Regions from separate parts of the Homo sapiens genome. Here region 1 is linked to region 2. Evidence: chromatin loops called from intact Hi-C (ENCODE). Cell type or tissue: B cell. All regions are shown on one strand. Each heading gives the region's core, and the rest is flanking DNA. Links, peaks and the distances in the headings are about the cores only.

Region 1 (10,296 bases), core at 2,440-7,439, 65 kb after region 2:
ATGAGATACCATCTCATGCCGGTTAGAATGGCGACTATTAAAAAGTCAGGAAACAAAAGATGCTGGCAAGGCTGTAGAGAAATAGGAATGTTTTTACACTGTTATTGGGAGTGCAAATTAGTTCAACCATTGTGGAAGACAGTGTGGCGATTCCTCAAAAATCTAGAACCAGAAATACCATTTGACCCAGCAATCCCATTACTGCGTATACACCCAAAGGATTATAAATCATTCTACTATAAAGACACATGCACACGTATGTTTATTGCAGCACTATTTACAATAGCAAAGTCTTAGAACCAACCCAGATGCCCATCAATGATAGACTGGATAAAGAAAATGTGGCACATATATGCCATGGAATACTATGCAGCCATAAAAAGAATGAGTTCATGTCCTTTGCAGGGATATGGATGAAGCTGGAAACCATCATCCTCAGCAAACTAACACAGGAACAGAAGACCAAACACCTCATGTCCTCACTCATAAGCGGGAGTTGGGCAATGAGAACACATGGACACGGTGGGGGACCATCACACCCTGGGGCCTGTTGGGGAGTGGAGGGCAAGGGGAGGGAGAGCAGTGGGAGAAATACCTAATACATGTGGAGCTTAAAACCTAGATGATGGGTTGATGGCTACAGGAAACCACCATGGCACATGTATACCTATGTAACAAACCTGCATGTTCTGCACATGTATCCTAGAACTCAAAGTAAAATTTAAAAAAAATAAGGTTAAAAAAATAATAATTAAAAAAAATTTATCCCAACTCTGATTAAGGACCTGTTAAGGCTGCATCTGTGTTTTTCTTATTGGCTCTACTGATAAGTTAACATACTGTTATCATAGGATGAATTATTTTAATATATTGGCTAATTCTATTGCTAATTATTCTTTTTTAGTGCACCCTATACCTATAAGTGAGAAAAAGCTATAGAAACATTTTAATGCCATCTTTGACACATGTAGATTTCAAGGTTTGCTAGCTTTGGAAAATGACCTGGGTAGCTTTCCATATTTTTCTGTGGTGGGGAATCATATATATATATGTATATATATATATGTGTGTATATATATATGTGTGTGTGTATATATGTGTATATATATATGTGTGGGTATATATATGTATTTCGTCTTAAATAATTCACTCATAATACTATTCGATGCAAGAGCCTTTGATACCATCCTTAATTTTTCCCTTGTTTGCCTTTTATTTGGGTTTCCTATTTCTTCTTAAGTTTTATATGTATATTTTTAAGAAGATTTATTTCTTTTTTTGTTTTCAAATGTGTTCACATACCAGTGTGTGTATTAGTCTCTTTTCATTTTTACTTCTCTATTTCTTTCTGTAGGTATGCCTTTTTTATTTCTAATATCACTTATTAGGTTTTATTGTTTGTTCTCTTTAATGTTCTAGAAATTTTTCTATTTTCTTTGTTTTTCTAAAGACCCAGTTTTGAAAGTATTGATTTCTACAATCATCTTTGTTATTTCCTTCAGCTACTTGCCTCAGGTTTTATAGGAATTATTCTGAATTAACTCTTGAAGTAAGTGCATTAAAGACAATCAATTTTTGTCTAAAGAACATATTGGCCATATTCTATAAGTCCTGCTATGTAATGTTTAGCTTTTTTATTTTTTAAATCAGTTTTTTAATTTTAAAAAAATTTTTATCAATTGTTATTTTGGAAAATAAAATATTTTAAGTAGTTCAAATTTTTAGTTTTGAGCATCTATCGTTAATTTATCTTTAAAGTGTACAGCTATTATTTTATTGCTTAGTTATGAAATGATTAAAATAAGCAGAAAAAATACAGAAGATAATATAATATATATTTATGTCCTCATTACTCCAAATGATAGATGTTAATTTTGCCATGCTTGCTTCAGCAATTGTTTTTATGAAATAAAATATTACAGAGAAGAGTGAATGTCCTCTTTTCTTTCCCCTATTCCAATCCCCTCCATGTTTCTCTCTCCAAAGATGACCTCTATTCTGATGATGGCTTATATCTTTCCTGTCCATATTTGTATATTTTTCTGCATAAACTATATCTTAATATTTTTATACAAGTTGAATAATAAACATTGTGAAACTTGCTCTTCACTGAACATCATATTTTGATATGTATTGGGTATATTTATTCATTTTAGATACCATATAGGATTTTGTCATTTATGTGGCCATTCATCTAGTTGTTTCCATTGCTGTAATGAATACCTTTATAATGTCTCCTTATGCATATGTGCAAAAGTCAAGGAATATACCTGAATGTGGATAGGTTTATTTTCTTTACCAAGTGTTACCAAATTGCTTTCCCAAGTGGTTTTACCAATTTATACTTCTGCCAGAAGTTTATGAAAATTCCCTCTTTCTCTACAAGCTAAAACCTGGTATTAATAGACTTGTAAATTTTGAAGTATAAAATGTGGTCATTGTTGTTTTAGTTTGAATTCCCCACATTCCTAGTGAGGTTGGACATCTTTTAATATGTTTATTTGAGTTTTCTCATCTGTGAATTACCTGTTCATATTATTTGCCCATTTTTTAATTGCGTTGTCTTCTTATTGACTTGTAGGAGTTTACAGTTTCTAGATAGGAATGCTTTTTCTTATAAGTCTTGAAATATCTTTTTCCCTTTTGTCGTCATTTTTTAACTTAGTTTACAGTGTCTTTTTTTACATACAAGTTTTTAATTTTCATGTGTCAGATTTACCAATCATTTCTCTTGTGATCTGTTCATTTTTGCTCCAGTGCTATCTAAATCCATGTTTGTATTGCTATAAAGGAATACCTAAAACTGGGTAAGTTGTTAAGAAAAAGAGCTTATTTCGCTCACAGTTTCACAGCCTGTACAAGAAGCATGGCATCAGCATCTGCTTCTGGTGAGGGCTTCAGGCTGCTTCCGCTCATAATGGAAGGTGAAGGGGAGTTGGCATGTGCAGAGACACATGGAAAGAGAGGAAGCAACGGGGTGGCAGGGATGTTCCAGGCTCTTTTTTATCTTTATTTTTATTTTATTTTTTCACCAGGCTCTTTTTTGTTCTTATGGGAACTAATAGAACAAGAATTCACACATTATCTCAAGGATAACACCAGGCCATTCATGAGGGATCCACTCCCATGACTCAAACACCTTATTAGGAATCACATTTTAATATGAGATTTGGAGGGGTCAAACAACCAAATCTTAGCAAATGACACAAAAATATTCCCCTAACTCCTTTTAAAAAATTGCGTAGAAGCTTTGCTTTTCACATGTAAGTCTTTCACCCACCTGAATCATTTTTTGTATATTGCATGAAGCAAAATGAGGGAGAAAGAATGGATAAAATCATTAGTCCTCTATACTTCCTGTCAAAGATGAGACAGCCTATGTGCCTTACCTTTGAATAGAATGTCTGATTAACCATGCTAACTCATGCCTTCAAATTTTGTGACAATTTCACCTGCTCCACTTATTTCAGGGCTTTCTAATGTAAATAAAGAAGATTTTGTTTTTCTGGAAGTTGCAATATATGGCAAAGCACTTCTTTTTTCCTATGTGATAAGTAAGATGGGAAATAGTAAATGGAAGAAAAAAATCAACTCTATCAAGGCTGTTGCTTTGCTGCAGTCAACGGGGAGCTATATTGGAACTGAAGAACTGATCAGCAAAGAAAGAATGGGAAAAAGATAAATGTGTTGTCACTTGAGTCAGATAATCGTAGTTTGACTACTATTTAACTTCAGTTTAATGTGGCTTAATTTTTTTTAAGCAATGTGAGTTTCCAGAATGAAAGTCACACTCAAGTATATATGTATAAGTACACTCCAAAAACAAGAATAAATAATTATTTCAATTTTTCCCACTTGGATAAATGGGCATTCTTCTTATCCTTTATTAGGATAGCAGTAAGTAATAATTAGTTATTTAGCAGAGCCTTCTATTTGTACATTGGTGAAAAATGGGGTTTCTACAATACCAGGAACATGCTAACACAGCTTTTTCCCATATCTGGTTATGTGAATGGATTTACTTAATAGATATTTCTTAAGTGTTTTCTATCCAGCTAAAACATATCTGAACAAGAAGGCAGAACTTGCCTGACTAAATCTGGCTGTCCAGCAAACCCTTTAGTTGTATGCAACTCCAATGCAGTAGTGTGTCTCCCTCGCACCTAAGCTAATGAGTCCTCTGAATTACCCTCTTTCTGAAGTCATTTTTGGCTTCTCATGTCACTATCCACCATGCCAGATAGTGCTACACCACTTCAGGAGCCTAGCTTGGTCAATAGAATACAGAGACAAAAAAATGCAAATACAACATCGTACCTATCGTCAACTATAATTGTACACTTAAATATTTGCTAAGAGGGTAGATCTCATGTGAAGTATTTTTACCAGAATTAAATAATTTTTAAAGGATTTATGCCCATTAGTTCTTTCACAGATTAACATAAGGACAAAACAGGAAGAAGGTGGGAGAGTGCAAATACAGCTCTCACAACAAGCCTATAATTAGGGGAAGTGAGAGTTGTGATATTATCTTTCACAGATTGCTTGAAAAATTATCATAATGAGGGAAATGTAAGTAAAGGTCAAGACTGAGGAAGGCTAAAATCATTTACATGAATGCTTTAGAAGAAGCTGACTTATTTTACATTGCCTACTTTTGGAAAGGAGTTGCTAAATAGAGTTTATTACTCTTCTAAAGTACAGTAACAGGAAGAAGAACAAACTGAGATATGAAGACAATTTTTTTTTATTATGAGCTGACTTTATTTTTTTATTTTTTTTATTATACTTTAAGTTTTAGGGTACATGTGCACATTGTGCAGGTTAGTTACATATGTATACATGTGCCATGCTGGTGCGCTGAATGGATTTCATTTCATGAAATTGACACAGGAAGTGAAAGTTGTAATCAGGCTATAATTATAGACCCTGGTAGTTTGCCTTTTAAGTGAATTCAGTTATGTAAAGGATACATGTGTTAATGATTTTTACGCTTCTGACAGATTACCAGCCTCCTAAGTTAAGGTGCTATATCTTTTTCAGTAATTATTACTATTCGTGACATCTTAAATAAAATACCTTTAGTTGATACAGACCAGTGGTAAAATTAACTAAAGACCAAACCAGAAAAATACACTGTGAGACAGCTTTAGAAAATGCCCTATTATTTACTTATAGAAGGTTTAACTTTACTTTTTTTTAGAAAAGAAATTCAGCCTTTTGTGATAACAATTTAAAGACATAATGTCATAGCACAGCATTCTGAAGAAGTGAATTTAACACAATTATATTATACAAGCTTGGGATTCATATTGATTTATTAGAATTATATGAAACCTATCCTCTGAAGAGCTCCAACATGCCCTAATTGAACTCCAAGAATTTGTCTGATAACTCTCTCTTGGGAAAATTAGATGAAAGCTTGCCCTAGGAGTGATTAAGAGATTTATGGGATTTATACACCAACATGAAAGCTCAGGATTTTAGGCTTGTAGTAATTGTTTCCAATCCTAAGTCCCAAAACTCTGACTCTACTATTGAGATATCTTAAAAGCTATTTCAAAATGTGCTTCAGGAGTCACACAATGTTGTTTAATTCAAACATGACTTTATACTTTTTTTGATGTGATTTATACTGTAACACACAAACACACAAACCAACTTGTTCAAAAGTGCTAAATACCAAATGTTAACACATTGGAGAGCATTAATGCCTGATCTTTCGCTGTCAGGCACAAATTTCAAAATAATATTTGCTTGGACATCTCTTTCCATACAATTGAACTTCTTATAAATGCAATATTAATTTTTTGAAATACATGTAGCTTTTCATACGTGGCTTTTTATTAATTATTCATGAGTGTGATATCTGTCACATTTGATTATACATTTTACATCAGCTTCTTTGTCTTGACAGTAATTTTTACAACATAAATAACATTTGTAAGGCTGTTCAGGTTGTAGTTATACCATCCTTAGTAATGAAACAAAATTTTGGACTTAATATGAAAAGCAAAATCCATTTTACTACTTGAAATTTTAAGTGACTCTATATTTTATAGACAAACATTGAAGTATACAAGATTTTTTTAAAACACCACTTACCATCACATTATAAGATACAGTTTAAAAGCATTTTCTACCAAAAGAATTGATTATATCTTTTTATCAACTTCTCTGAAATTTGAACACTTAATTATGTGAACAGTAGTTAGAAGTATTAATGAATAAATGTAGGAAAACAATCTACCATTCTTTGTGGTGTTTCAAAATCAGTTAAGTAATCCAGTACCCAAAGAATGCAAAATGAGTGTGTTAGAAAGCTATTTGCTCCTATTTAGTGAATTAAGATTTTTCTCCCTATTGTGCAAACAAAATAACATACAAAAATCAGATGAGTCTTGAAGCTGACAAAGGACTACAACTGTCATAACTACTATTATAATGACAGCTTCTGTTTTCAAATTATCAGCTTGTCAACAGTCTATTTTTAAGTAAAAACTGTAATAAATGTGAATTTACAGGTTAAAACTAATAAATTTCTAGTTTTTGGTTTATGTATGTAAGATTCTATAGAAGATAAACTTGCAAACTGAGCTCCAATGTCATTTAAAACTTTTGAAAATTACTTTATTAAAATAATGCAAAGATAAAAATCACTAGCTTTTGGCCAAGCACGGTGGTTCACGCATGTAATCCCAGCACTTTGGGAGGCCAAGACAGGTGGATCACCTGAGGTCAGGAGTTTGAGACCAGCCTAGCCCACATGGTATAACCCCATCTCTACTAAAAATACAAGAATTAGTCAGGCATGGTGGTGCACACCTGTAACCCCGGCTACTCAAGAGGTTAAGGCAGGAAAATCATCTGAACCCAGGAGGTGGAGGTTGCAGTGAGCTGAGATTGTGCCACTGCACCCCAGCCTGGGCGACAGAGGGAGACTCCATCTCAAAGAAAAAAAAAAAAGTCACTAGCTTTCAAGTTGCAAAAGTAAAATATTAAATATATTTCAACAATCATCTCTAAGTTTTGTTTGCCTTTCTTGTTTTTGAGACTCTGAAGACCTAAAATCTAATTCTTGTTTTGAAAGCTGCATCTGCCTAAAGAGCCAATTTTAGTGCTGTCCTCTGAGCAACAGATACAAAATGGTATATATCTGTTGCTTGCAAACATGCAAATCTGCAAAATAATCTTGGCAAAATACCAAGGTTATTTTGCAGATTTGCATGTTTATGCTAACACTTCAGTGGCCTCTAAGTTTCTCCCGATACTCTGCCCACTATTTGAATTCTTTATTTTGGGGGCAGATGCTGTCATCCTTTTCAGAAGGATGTCTAAGTTATAGCTGCAAGGTCTGAATAGCTAGTCTTCCCAAAGGCATGATTAAGTCAGTCACCAAATTTAACAAAATTTTCTACTCAGGCTTCCTCCAAGGTAGAATTCTCTATTAAACAAAAAAATCTAGAAATATGAAGAAATACTCTCTTTAAACAAGATGCTCAATTTTAGAGGAAAACCTAGGGTAAATACCAGGTAAAATCGGGTATTATTCTAACTCATCTTCAGCTCTTAATGTGCCTTGTTAATTTTAACCTTAGGTTTCCTTTCAAAGCTTGAGTGATTCTCTTTCCATCTGATTCTTTTTTAAGATTTTCTAGGATTTCTTTAAATAATTAAAATCTTATCCACCATGGTCAGTTGTCAAAACCACCGTTGCCTTTGTTCTTCTCAGGCCATTTGTATAGTAATCGCATCTCAATTTCAGTCAGCCTCTTTATGCTTAAAAATTATAAAGAAAAAAAAAAAGCTTATGTGGTTTCTCAAGTGACTGGCCTTCCTTATTTCTCTGATTCTTTATATGCCTCTCACCCGACAGAAAAGAAGAGATTAAAACATCAACAGGCATCACAGTAATTCTAGCTTGTGGGAGGTGCTTCTGAGACTCCTCATTTAATTGGAATGGAATCTCATTTATTCCAAGCTTGCCTGCTCCCTTCCGTCTTCTGCCCTCTGCATGCAGGTAATTGGTCTTCAGCCACAACTTGCCCTATTTGAAAGGATCTGGGCCTCTTTGCCTAGAATTTAACTTTTCAAAAAATTTAAGCCTAAAAATATAAAAATGGTTTTAATGAAAGTGTCTCCAAAAATCTCATTAATTAAAAATACCACTCATGTATGTAGAACCTGCAAATGCCAATTTTCTCCCTCTCAGTCTGACTTCCTCCCTATTTCTCTCTTTTGACCCTTACACAATGTCAGCACTCATAGGGGTCTATAGAGGTAAGTGGTCAGGGTAGATCATTGAGGCCAGGGGAAGAGAGAAAGAAATTCAGAGTGGGAATCCTGGCCAATCCCTTATTTGCTAACTCTGTATCCTAGTCATGGATTGACTCGCCCAATTCCTGGCCCCAAGTAGCCTGGCTCACCAGATCCCTGGAGTTTTATAGCCTGGTAGATGGATTCAGAAAGTTACAAGGTTATAACTCACTGTTCTGAAGTGGCTATGAGAGCCAGAGAGGCCCAAAACCCAAAAGGACCTTACCTTTCTCGAACTGAGTATTACACAGACCCTTTTGTATTTTGGCACCATGTGGTACTGTATTCTAGGTCAATTACTTTTAAGTCAATATTGTACAATTCTGATGCCAGAAAAGAATTCTGTGCTTGGCACATAGTCCCTATGATGACTTAATAAAACAAGAATTGATGGAATGAATTAGAGCTGCCTAGAAAAGGCAAGGTATTTGCCAGATCTTATTTTGGGGGTAAGTTTTTGAATCAGTAGTACAAAATAAAATAATATAAAAAGGGATTCAGAGAAAAATCTTATTCTCACCTGTGACCATCTGTACTCACTTTCCCAGCCTCTGAACAAATAAGCACTATTACTGGTTTCTTATGTACACTTCCAAAGTTTCTGCATCTGTATACTGTCAGGCCTCTGAGCCCAAGCTAAGCCATCGTATCCCCTGTGACCTGCACATATATACCCAGAAGGCCTGAAGCAAGTGAAGAATCACAAAAGAAGTGAAAATGGCCGGTTCCTGCCTTAACTGATGACATTCCACCATTGTGATTTGTTTCTGCGCCACCTTAACTGAGCGATTAATCTTGTGAAATTCCTTCTCCTGGCCCAGAAGCTCCCCCACTGAGCACCTTGTGACCCCCGCCCCTGCCTGCAAGAGAAAAACCCCCTTTGACTGTAATTTTCCACTACCGACCCAAATCCTATAAAATGGCCCCACCCCTATCTCCCTTTGCTGACTCTCTTTTCGGACTCAGCCTGCCTGCACCCAGGTGATTAAAAAGCTTTATTGCTCACACAAAGCCTGTTTGATAGTCTCTTCACACGGACGTGCATGACATTTGGTGCTATGACTCGGATCAGGGGACCTCCCTTGGGAGATCAATCCCCTGTCCTCCTGGTCTTTGCTCCATGAGAAAGATCCACCTACAATCTCTCGTTCTCAGACCAACCAGCCCAAGTAACATCTCACCAATTTTAAATCAGGTAAGCAGCCTCTTTTTACTCTCTTCTCCAACCTCTCTCACTATCCCTCAATCTCTTTCTCCTTTCAATCTTGGTGCCATCCTTCAATCTCTCCGTTCTCTTAATTTCAGTTCTTTTCCTTCTCTGGTAGAGACAGAGGAGATGCGTTTTATCCGTGAACCCAAAAGTGGCACCGGTCACAGACTCGGGAAGACAGTCTTCCCTTGGTCATTAATCACTGCGGGGACGCATGCTTGATTATTCACCCACGTTTCAGAGGTGTCTGATCACCGCGGGGACACCTCCCTTGATCCTTCACCCTTAGTGGCAAGCACCACTTTCATGGGGGGCAAGAACCCCCCACCCCTTCTCTCCACATCTCTACCCTCTCTTTTCTCTGGGCTTGCCTCCTTCACTATAGGCAACCTTCCACCCTCCATTCCTCCTTCTTCTCCCTTAGCCTGTGTTCTCAAGAACTTAAAACCTCCTCAACTCACATCTGACCTAAAACCTAAATGACTTATTTTCTTCTGCAATGCCGCTTAACCCCAATACAAACTCCACAATGGTTCCAAATAGCCAGAAAATGGCACTTTCGATTTTTCCATCCTACAAGATCTAGATAATTCTTGTCGTAAAATGGGCAAATGGTCTGAGGTGCCTGACGTCCAGGCATTCTTTTACACATCAGTCCCTCCCTAGTCTCTGTTCCCAATGCGAATGATCCCAAAACCTCCTTCTTTCCCTCCCGCCTGTCCCCTCAGTCCCAACCCCAAGCATCGCTGAGTCTTTTCAATCTTCCTTTT
Region 2 (10,296 bases), core at 2,886-7,885:
GGAGGGGGGTGTTAGAGAAAGATGTCCTGAGGGTGAAGCAAGACTTCTATTTTCTTCAAATCTTCATTGCTTTTCTGCTTTCATCACAGAGGGGGATTATAATGGTTGAACAGCTGCAGGCAGACATCTCTTGGAATCCAGCAGCAGCTCCGAGATTCCAAGAAAAAGTTTAAATAACATTTTCTACAGAATTCACATACTTACAGTTAATATTTTGGATCATTTCAAGAAAATGTAATCGTGAACTCTTTCCACTTTTTTTTGTATGTTGCCATGACAACTAGGATCAGATTGTGTTCATAAGTAACTCAGTGGAATTGCATGATTCGCCTTACCAGTAAGCAAATCACTTATAACCTCATCTTTCCAATGAAAAATATTGTGGCTACTCACTTATTTCCTGTTCCATCCTTAGCAGAATAGGTTGTTTTAAGGGTTTTGTTTTGATTTTTTTGTGGTGATATTTGGATTGATAGCCAGACAAATAACTAGTCACCCCTTTGAAAGCGTTAGGCAGATGGTCGGCAGGGGGTTGATAGGAGAAAATAAAGGTATAGATAAACTGGAAATTAATAAATCAGATACAGATCAAAGTTGTGACTCTGACATCATTAGCAGCCTGCTCTCATTAACAGAACTGACTACCCTTGTTCAGGTATATAAATTCTCCCTTTTTCAAATATTTAACATTTTGACTCTACATGGAAGCTATGTATGACAGTGCAAAGAGAAAAGAGGTTACGTCATTGAAAATGAAATCTCTCCATATTAGAACTCTTTTTTTGCCCCAAGAGGGTTTCTTTTCATACATCTGAAGAGAATTGGTATCCAGCTTGCTTATTAAAATGGCCATATCATTTACTAGGGCTAGTCTCAAATCCTAGTTACATCTACTAAGAAAATTATTCTCAGAGAGTGGTCTGGCCACTAAAAGTACCTGACCGATTTTACCTCTGCCACTATATAAGTGGTAATCTCTTCCAAGACTAGTATATAGAGAAATAGACAACCTATGCACAACTTAAATACCTAAGGGAGTGCCACATCTTGAAGATGAAGATTTGAGCCCCTCTTATGCAAAAGTAATATTTAAAAGTCTTCTATCTTAAAAGGAGAAAATGCCTGTTTGCCTTTTCCTTTTTATCTATCCCTGCCAGTTCCTAGGCACATGAAGTTCAAACTTTCACAAGGTGATATAGGATGAGTTATTTTAACAGCAATAACAGCTGCACACATCTCAACACTAGTTTCATTTCTTTTGGGGAATTGTAGTGGGGAATAAAGCATTTTATTTTCCCTATTCAGAAAGAGAGAACATTGTTGGGTTTTCAGGAGAAAATTAAGTTATCCTTTCTGTTTTGTTTTTCTCTGACACATTCTCTCTCTCTCTCTCTCTGTCTGTCTGTCTCTCTCTCTCTCTCTCTCTCTCTCACACACACACACACACACACACACACGCAACCCAAACTCACACATTCAGACATGAAAGATTTCGTTTTCATGTTTCAGACCTTCAAAGTCAGAGAAGATGGCTACCAGCACTGGAAGTTAGAGGAGGACAAGGTGGAGTGCCTTAAACCAAAATGGGGCTTTCCATAGAAGAAGGAAATAATGGGTTTCCAGCATGTCAAGGAGGTCATAGGGCCACAGTGAGGCAACACATCTATGGTAGAGACTGCACATTAGATTTTACATATTTGTGAACAACTGCAAAAATCTCCATGCCCCAGTTTGGCATAGAGGGAGTAGAGTTGTTCACCTTTGAATCATTATGAGAGTCTGAACAATGAGCATTGAGGTTAGGGTTCAAAGCCAGATTTTTTTTTTTTGAGATGGAGTCTTGCTCTGTCACCCAGGCTGCAGTGTAGTGCCATGATCTCGGCTCACTGCAACCTCCACCTCCCGGGTTCAAGCAATTCTCCTACCTCAGCATCCCAAGTAGCTGAGATTACAGTTGTGTGCCACCATGCCCAGCTAATTTTTGTATTTTTAGTAGAGACAGGGTTTCCCCATAATTTCCAGGCTGGTCTCGATCTCCTGGCCTCAGGTGATCTGCCTGCCTTGGCCTCCCAAAGTGCTGGGATTACAGGCATGAGCCACTGCGCCCAGCCCAAAGCCAGATTTAATTAATTGAAAATGTGATTTTACTTGCACCCAAGTGTAGGAAGTACATTTAAACCAATCCTAAAAATTATTGACAGTGGAGTGTAGTTGTATTTTCACCTGTGTATTAGTATATGTCTTAGGGTTCTCTAGAAGCAGGTCTTGAGACAAGAATTCGAGTGCAGATGTTTTATTTCAGAGGTGAATCTAGAAAATCCCAGTAGATGAATGAGTAGTGACACAGGAAAGGGGAGGTAGCCAGTAAAATGTACATTGTCAAACCAGTTGTCATGTGAGTAATGGAAACTCAGTCCTGCTGGGGAATCCTGAGGATGTCCAACTTCAGAATTATCCTACCTGTAGAGTAGAGAACTTGGACATTTGTCTACCAACTTACAATAGTCATTGTTCATGGCTGCTTCCAAGAGGAATTATTCTCTGGATTTCCAACCTATTCAATGGGGCCAAGGAGCCTCTGGCCACCAGAGAAAGCCCTCAGGCCATTGGAATTTGAGGGTGCACTAATTCCAAGGAGACAGGAGTAGCTTCCCCACTTCCACAGGATCTATTACAGTTTATGATGCAATCAAATAGCTCTCCATTTATAACAAGTCAATAGCCTGGTTTTATTTCCCAGGTGGAATCTTTTCACGCAAACAATGAAGATTTCAAATGTTACATTTCAAGTGTAGGAAACACAATCTTAGAGATAGAATGGATCAGAAATAATCTAGGTTTTTTCCATTCATTTTATCAATAAGGTAATGGAGGTCTAGAGAAAAAAATATGTTCAGATTTCCTCTCATGATTGATATACCCCATATTAGCAGCCAGAGGTTCTGATTTCCAGCCCAATATTGTTTTGACCAAATTATACGGGGTTTTACCACCTCTTGTGTGTAGCTATTGGTCAAAAGTGGAAATGAAGCCATATATTACACAATATATGACCTGAGCTGGCACACTAGTAAGACTGTTATTGTCACTGGGTCATTAGAATATAATGTCACTCTATTTTCTATTTCTCAATGTTCCTTCCAAGTTACAGTGGGATTATAAACCATCCCCCTTCCCCAAGTCTTACATTTTCCACGTTCTGTGGCATTGCTGTGTCTCCCTCAGATGGTGTCTTCCTCTGCTTGAAATGGAGTTCCACATTGTAGCCTCACCAGATATTTTGTTAGCAGATAGGTGCATATTGACCTTTTCAAGTTCATCACAAATTTATTACTTTGATTCCTGCCAAAAAGCACTTCACTCCCACATCTCTTATAGCATTTATGCTGCAGTTTGCATGATTGTTTACCTGTTTGCATCCATGCATCGATTCCACCATTGTAGATTGTTTTGAGAGCAGCAGCCTAACATCATTTAGGATATCCCAGGTTGTGCTGAGGTAGTAAATGACCCCAAATCTAAATGACTTATAATAAACAGTTGATTTCTTGTGCACATTTTATTGCCATCAAAAGTCAGCTGGGGTCTCTCCTGCACATTGCCATCATTCTCATTCAGAGACCCAGACTGGCCGAGAAGTTGCTATCTGTAACATCGTGCATTGTTTTAGGGGGGAGAAGGAAAGTATAGTGTATTAGCCCATTTTCACACTGCTATAAGAAATACCTGAGACTGGGTAATTTATAAAGTGAAGAGGTTTAATTGACTCACAATTCCACATGGCTTAGGAGGCCTTAGGAAACTTATAATTATGGCAGAAGGTGAAAGAGAAGCAAGTACCTTCTTCACAAGGCAGCAGGAGTCAGAAAGAACAAAGGGGAAAGTGCCATTTTTAAACAATCAGATTTCATGATAACTCACCATCACAAGAACAGTATGGGGGAACCACTCCCATGGTCCAGTCACTTCCCAGCAGGTCCCTCCATCAACAAGTGGGGATTACAGTTTGAGAGGAGATTTGGGGACACAGCCCACCCAAACCATATCAAATGGCAAAGTATAGAGTGGCTTTTGATCCTCCTACGTGGCAACAATGTATGTCATTGCTCTGTTTCATTGGGTAAAGCAATTCTTACTATATGCTAGAATATTTGTGAGCTTTCTTAATGATTGTCTTTGTATTCCCCTTACCTGGCAAACTACAGATGTTTAATAAATGCTTGATGAATAAATAAATGAGTAAATGAACCAGTGAATATTTATATACATTTCTTATATTTGTTTGAGATGTATAAACTATATTGGGTAACGTAAATTGACATATGCTAAGGTTATTATTTTTTTCCTTCAATAGCAGATTCATCATCATCCTGGTGATCATTGAGCCTTGTGTGCCAGACATCCAGCCAAGTGCTTTAGAGATTCATTTAGTCATCATAACAATCCTGTAAGATATCTGTTATACCATTTCTATTTTATAGTTGAGAAAATCGAAGTACAGAAAGAGAGGTTATCATTTACTCAAAGTCCTATTGTGAAAAAGTGGTGAAATCAAGTCTAAATTCATGTCTATCTGGCTCCAAAGCCCCTGTTACTAGCCACTTCTGTTATACTGTTCTCCCTTAACTTCCCTTTCTGAACTTTTCATAGCCTAGGTAAGGATAGTTCCAAAAATGTGCTAGCAAGCCCATTTATTGCAGTCAGTCCACAGGTAAATATGAAATCAATCAACATAAGTACAGTGGCCAAGAGAGGCATTTTCAAGCTGGCACTGTCCAAAGCTCTTCTAATATTTGGTATTTTACACTTTTTCTAGCTCTTGACACTGTGGTTACCAAATGCAAAAAGCTAAGGTGTCCACTGGATGCTTTTACAAATACTTGAAAAGGTCCAAGATTCTTATCTGGGGCAAACATGGACACTTGGCCCCACTGGCTGCCTATTCTGAAGCTACAGAAGTTGAGCTGGCTTTCTGCCTGTCAGAATCAGGCTCAGCTTATAAACAATCACAATGTAATGACCACCCTGCCCCCTAGTGGAAGGGATGTGTGCCGCTGTCCTAGGTTCTGAAACAGCAGTTAGCCATGAGTCACAGCGGTTTCTCACATCCTCGGGTTCCAGGCGAGATCCTAGTCTGACCTATGACAGTGCGCAGAGTGGCTCATCATTTCTTTTGTCCATCGTGATAAATAGTAGAACTGATTTCATGTAAGCTGTATGGTTCTGTGTCTTCTTAAACTTACTAATTTTGTCTAGGAAGTGGAGAACACTTCTTTTTTTCCTCTGTGTATTCTCATCTTAAATGTTTATGTCTCCTCAGGTCTTGTGCAATTGTCTCAGTAAAAACATGGAATAGATATAATAAAGGTGGTAGAGTAACCACAAAGTAGTAGATAAAAACACAAGCTTTGGAACCAGTCCGACCATAGTTGAATCTGAGCTCTCGGATCCTTACTAGCTGGGCAACTTTGGGAAACTTTCCTAACTTCTCTAAGTCTCAGCTTTCTCATCTTTAAAATGGGAACATGACTGTGCCTAACTCAGAAACTTATGGGAAACCTTAAATGAAATAATGTTTGTAAAATGTTCGACCCAGATCTTGCCTCCTGATAAGTATGCAGTAGTTATTAGCTGCCACTGTTATTTTGTAGCAGTTGTTGTTTTTACTAGTCTAATTATATTTTTACTAGTCATGAAATTAATTGTGATATGACACCTGTCAAAGGTCTGCTTACTGTAATTAATATTTTGAGGAAGAATCCGTGGAAATTGTTAACTATCCATTTCCCCATTCTGTAACCCACTGTTAAATAAGGTATGCAGAACAGAGAATACCTAGGTCATATTATCTCAACTGTTTCTCCCCCCCCCTTCCAAAAATGCCAATTTCATTTTCACTCCCATTTATTATAGAAGATTGTAAAAAAAAATTCTTTCAGGAGTCCTTGCTTCCTGCAAAGTTGAAAATATTCTTCACTGTTAGCCCATGAACCTTTTACAAGGATCAGTTGTAAGAAAGTTTTTCTCAAGGACAATTTTCTATCTTCTTTTGTTCAAAAAAATGAATATTATGTAACCTAGTGTGGATGTTGCTCTGTCTTAGCAGCTAGGAAACGTATAGCCAAACTCAGTTTCTGATAGTAGTAGTGAGTTCATCTCAGATGCCTGATATTACCTGCACCCCATGCTCCTGCAGATAATCCTTATTCTGTTTTTATCATTAACTGATTTGTCTTTGCATGCACAACCTACCAAGGTTCATTTATTTATCATTTATAATTCTTATGGATAATCAGTCTATTTTGCACTAAATTTTGTCAGCTGCTATAAATATTTTAATATAAAGGGAGTACATATTCTAGATATATAAATAAACCATATTCTTAACTAACTTAATATATTCCACATAACAAGTGTATTTAAGGAGTTATTATGGAAAATAAGCAGCTAATTTTTATATTACTATGAATGAAACAAACTAGAACTAGAAAATTAGGTCAGCATGGTTCACTCGGTGTTGTTTCTTACATAGGCAATTAAAGTATACAGCAGCAAATACCAAAAGAAAAGCATGCTGGTAGGGTTAAGAACCTGGGCTCTGACTCAAAATGTCCACAGTTTTCTTTTGTTAGCTGTGTGATTTGGACAAGTTACATGATTTTTGTGTTTGTTTCCCCTTATCTGTGAAACAGAGTGGTTATGAAAATTAAATGAGATATAAATTAAAGAGGCCTGCTACATAGTAAGTACTCAATTAATGTTAGCTGCTACTTTGCCTAGAATGACCAAAAACAAGAGCTACTATTAGGCTGGGTGCAGTGGCTCACGCCTGTAATCCCATCACTTTGGGATGCTGAGGTGGGCAGATCACTTGAGGTTACGAGTTCAAGACCAGCATGACCAACATGGTGAAACCCTGTCTCTACCAAAAAATGCAAAAATTATCCAGGCATGATGGTGTGCACCTGTAGTCTCAGCTACTCAGGAGGCTGAGGTGGGAGAATCTCTTGAACCTGAGAGGCAGAGGTTGCAGTGAGCAGAGATTGGGTCACTACACTCCAGCCTGGGCAACAGACTGAAACCCTGTCTCACAAAAAAAAGAAGAAGAACTACTATTACTGTTATTATTATTACTGTTGTTATCCTTCTCTGGCCACCCTGTTTCAAGTTGCAAGACAAGCAAACAAAATCGAACAGCATTTATTATCTCCCTTCCCAGTTTTATTTTTCTCTATGTAATATTTATCACCATCACACATACTACACATTTTACTTATTCGTTTGCTCATTTTCTATCTCCCCTACCAGAATGTAAAATGTAGACAGAGATTTTCATTTGTTTTTTGTTTTGTTTTCTTTCATATTCTCAGCACCTAGTACAGTGCATGGTATGTAGTAGACGCTTAGTATTTAATGAATAAGTAAACAGTTCAATGAATGGCCTATCAGGGGTAAGTACTTGTAATAGCATTTGGTAGGACACAGGACTCATTAACCCAGAATGTTAAAGTGATAACAAAAAGGTTAGATGAGACTACTTGAACCCTAGATAATTCCTCATACAGCCAACCTGAGCATTATTATTTGTCACAACTGTGAAAATCTAAATAGTGAGTTTTGAAGATCAATTTTAAGATTCTCCTTTGTAATAAATTGGTGAACATTTTAGCCAGTATGACTGAGAGAAGTTCTTACCACATTACATGTTGATAGCATGTTCTCTGTTATTAGAGATGGTGAAGCCTATATACGTCAGCCATTTGAACAGGGTGTCTGTGTCTGCTGCAAAATCTCAATTAACACATTTTGTTTCATCATTTAATTTCTGCGTATCCCTTGCAAGTTTCTTGCTTTTCTGCCTAGCCATGGCCACTCCTTTTATCAGGGTTATTATTATACTCTTTATCTGTGCCCTCAAAAAGTTCAGGCTATATGAATGTAGAACCCTCATTGAGCACAATGTTCAGGTAGAGACCTGTGTTTGACTTCTCACTCCACCACTTACTAGCTGAGTGGCCTTAGTCAAATTATTTATATGCAGTACTTTGGGAGGCCATGGCGAGTGGAATGCTTGAGCTCAGGAGTTCAAGACCAGCCAGGACAACATGGCGTAAACCCTGTCGCTACCAAAAATACAAAAAATTAGTCAGGCATGGTGGCTCATGCCTATGGTCCCAGCTATGCGGGAGGCTGAGGCGTGAGAATCACTTGAACCCAGGAGGCGGAGACTGCAGTGAGCTGAGATCGCACCACTGTACTCCAGCCTGGGCAACAGAGTGAACACCTTATCTCAAAAAAAAAGACTTATATATATTACTGTTTATTTATCTGTAAAATGGGACTGAGGATCATCCCTGATTCATAAGACTTTTGTGAAGATTGCATGAAATAAAGCATCTAAAGTGCCAAGTGTATGATAAATGTGCAATGTTAGCTTTTATCATGCATTTCTAATTATTATGTATGCCTAATTTGACACAGCATAGTTTTTAGAAGTCCTGGGAGTGATAGGTTGACCACTAGCAAAATTGTGACATTGTATGCTTGATTTTGGTCTCTTCAGAAATATATCTGAAGACAATGGGTACAAAGAAAGGGAAAAAAGAGGTACGTCTTGAATTTGGAAATCAAAACCAAACCTCAGGGAGAAAGCTATATTTATTAAAGAAAAAACTTCTCAAAAAATTAATGATCAACTATGAGACCCAGAGTAGCAGTCGCTTTCACTGTAGCTCTGACTACCCTGTTGTGAGCCCCCAGGATCTACCGACCAGAAGCATGCTCTCCCATCAATCAGCCAGGCAGTTTCGGCTAAAGATTGTACTTAGAAATAAACAAACTGAATCTAAGGAGAAATTATTTATCAAGCATTGATAAATTACTTGTAACTAAGCAAGGGCATTCAAGAATTTGATCCCTGATGACAATACCAACCAGGAAATCTTAAGTATGTCAGAAAAAAAAAAGGCACATGAACGAAGCCAGCTTTTGGTAGTCAAAGGTCAGGATTGGAATTAGAGAAGGTACTTAGGGAATTTTCTTTGTGTTTTGTTTGAGGAGATGCTGATTTATTTTATTTAGTTAGTTTTCTTCCTTGAAATCATCTAGATAAGAGCAAGGTTGAACTCTAGTGGTGAAAAGCCCAAACTGCAAGCTATTTAAAAAAATCCCTCTACATATGAAATAATGGCCCTGGAATGCTGTATCTAAATAAAGAGGTTCAGGAGGCTGCAAGCTCCAGCGACAGCAGCAGACTTGATTTTAAAAGAGGAGTCTGTTTGAAAGTACCCAGGTTTCCTCCCATATGGTATGACTGTTATGGCTGCATCAAGGCAGCACACTGTTCTAGGGCAAATGCCAAGTGACGGTATTTTTAGATTTCTCAAAAGCAACCACTGAATATATATGAATCTACAAGGATAGCATTCATGAAGTAATGTGCTGAAAATAAATTTTATTACAAATTCCTTAAGCCAACCTTGACTATAACCATGTTAATAAGGAACAGGACCAGCCTGAGTTTCATTCATTCCACAAACCTGAATTAAGGCCCTTCTCTAGGTAAGACACTGTTGGAGGACATAAAGAAGCATTAGGCAAGTGTCTTGCTTTCCTGGGTGGAGGAAGATTGCCCCTTGTTGCTTCTGCAGAAACACAGGTGTAGAGAACTTGCATAGTCAGGTTCATCAGACTAAAGAGCCTCTAAAGACTGCTGTGAATAGCACCTACCCCCAGCCCTTGGAATTGTGTACTTTAAACTTGTAAGTGCTCACCTTGGTCTTTGCACAATATCACACTGTATCTGATTATCTTACTCTTGTTGGAAGCTAAGAATCTATGTAGATTTCATCCATGAAGGAGTAGAAAAAAATCTGTATATCATTCAGAGACAAGGGCACCATTTGCTCTTGTTGGTTGGTTAGTTGGTTGGTTATGTGTTGTCCTTTACAATTTTGAGTGGGCTAGTCAACAAGTCAGGCTTAACTGCTGAGGTTTGTCATTGGGCATTATGTAAAAATGGTATTGAGTGTGTATTAGTGAGCCGATCTTTAAAAAAAAAAAAGAAATTTTCAAACGTCAAGACAGGGGTGGATCTCGCTTCAGAAATTGACTGGATTTAAAGACTTAAATGCCATATTATTATCCCTATTAAGTCCCTATTATTCTCCATTATTTACTTTTTCCTCCTCTTTTTCTCTCCATCTCTCAGCTAATTCTCTTGTTGAGAATTATGTTGGCTCCTGTCCTGCCATAAACAGACTTTCTCCATGAGACAAGGAGTATAGATTGGGCTTC

What was found. A loop is a pair of places that touch in the nucleus more often than their neighbours do. Peaks named below come from ENCODE experiments on the same cell type or tissue, not always from the same donor. Only the 100,000 strongest peaks of a DNase experiment are listed, where the experiment ranks them.
Region 1: it touches region 2 in a loop (8-fold over the local background); 2 of 110 quality-filtered maps call a loop at or near these places.

The regions. Positions count from the first base shown.
Region 1 is chr3:67,042,820-67,053,115 of GRCh38, reverse strand. No RefSeq gene overlaps it. Among named protein-coding and RNA genes, the nearest start is that of KBTBD8, 50 kb to the right of the region's middle. RefSeq lists a silencer at 4,956-5,015. In B cell, for the core only: no CTCF peak of the experiment used is centred there; DNase peaks (open chromatin) are centred at 4,525 and 4,885; H3K4me3 peaks cover 2,860 bases; H3K27ac peaks cover 4,219 bases.
Region 2 is chr3:67,108,754-67,119,049 of GRCh38, reverse strand. No RefSeq gene overlaps it. Among named protein-coding and RNA genes, the nearest start is that of MIR4272, 110 kb to the left of the region's middle. RefSeq lists a silencer at 4,939-4,988. In B cell, for the core only: CTCF peaks have their summits at 4,857 and 5,056 (motif pointing left); a DNase peak (open chromatin) is centred at 5,039.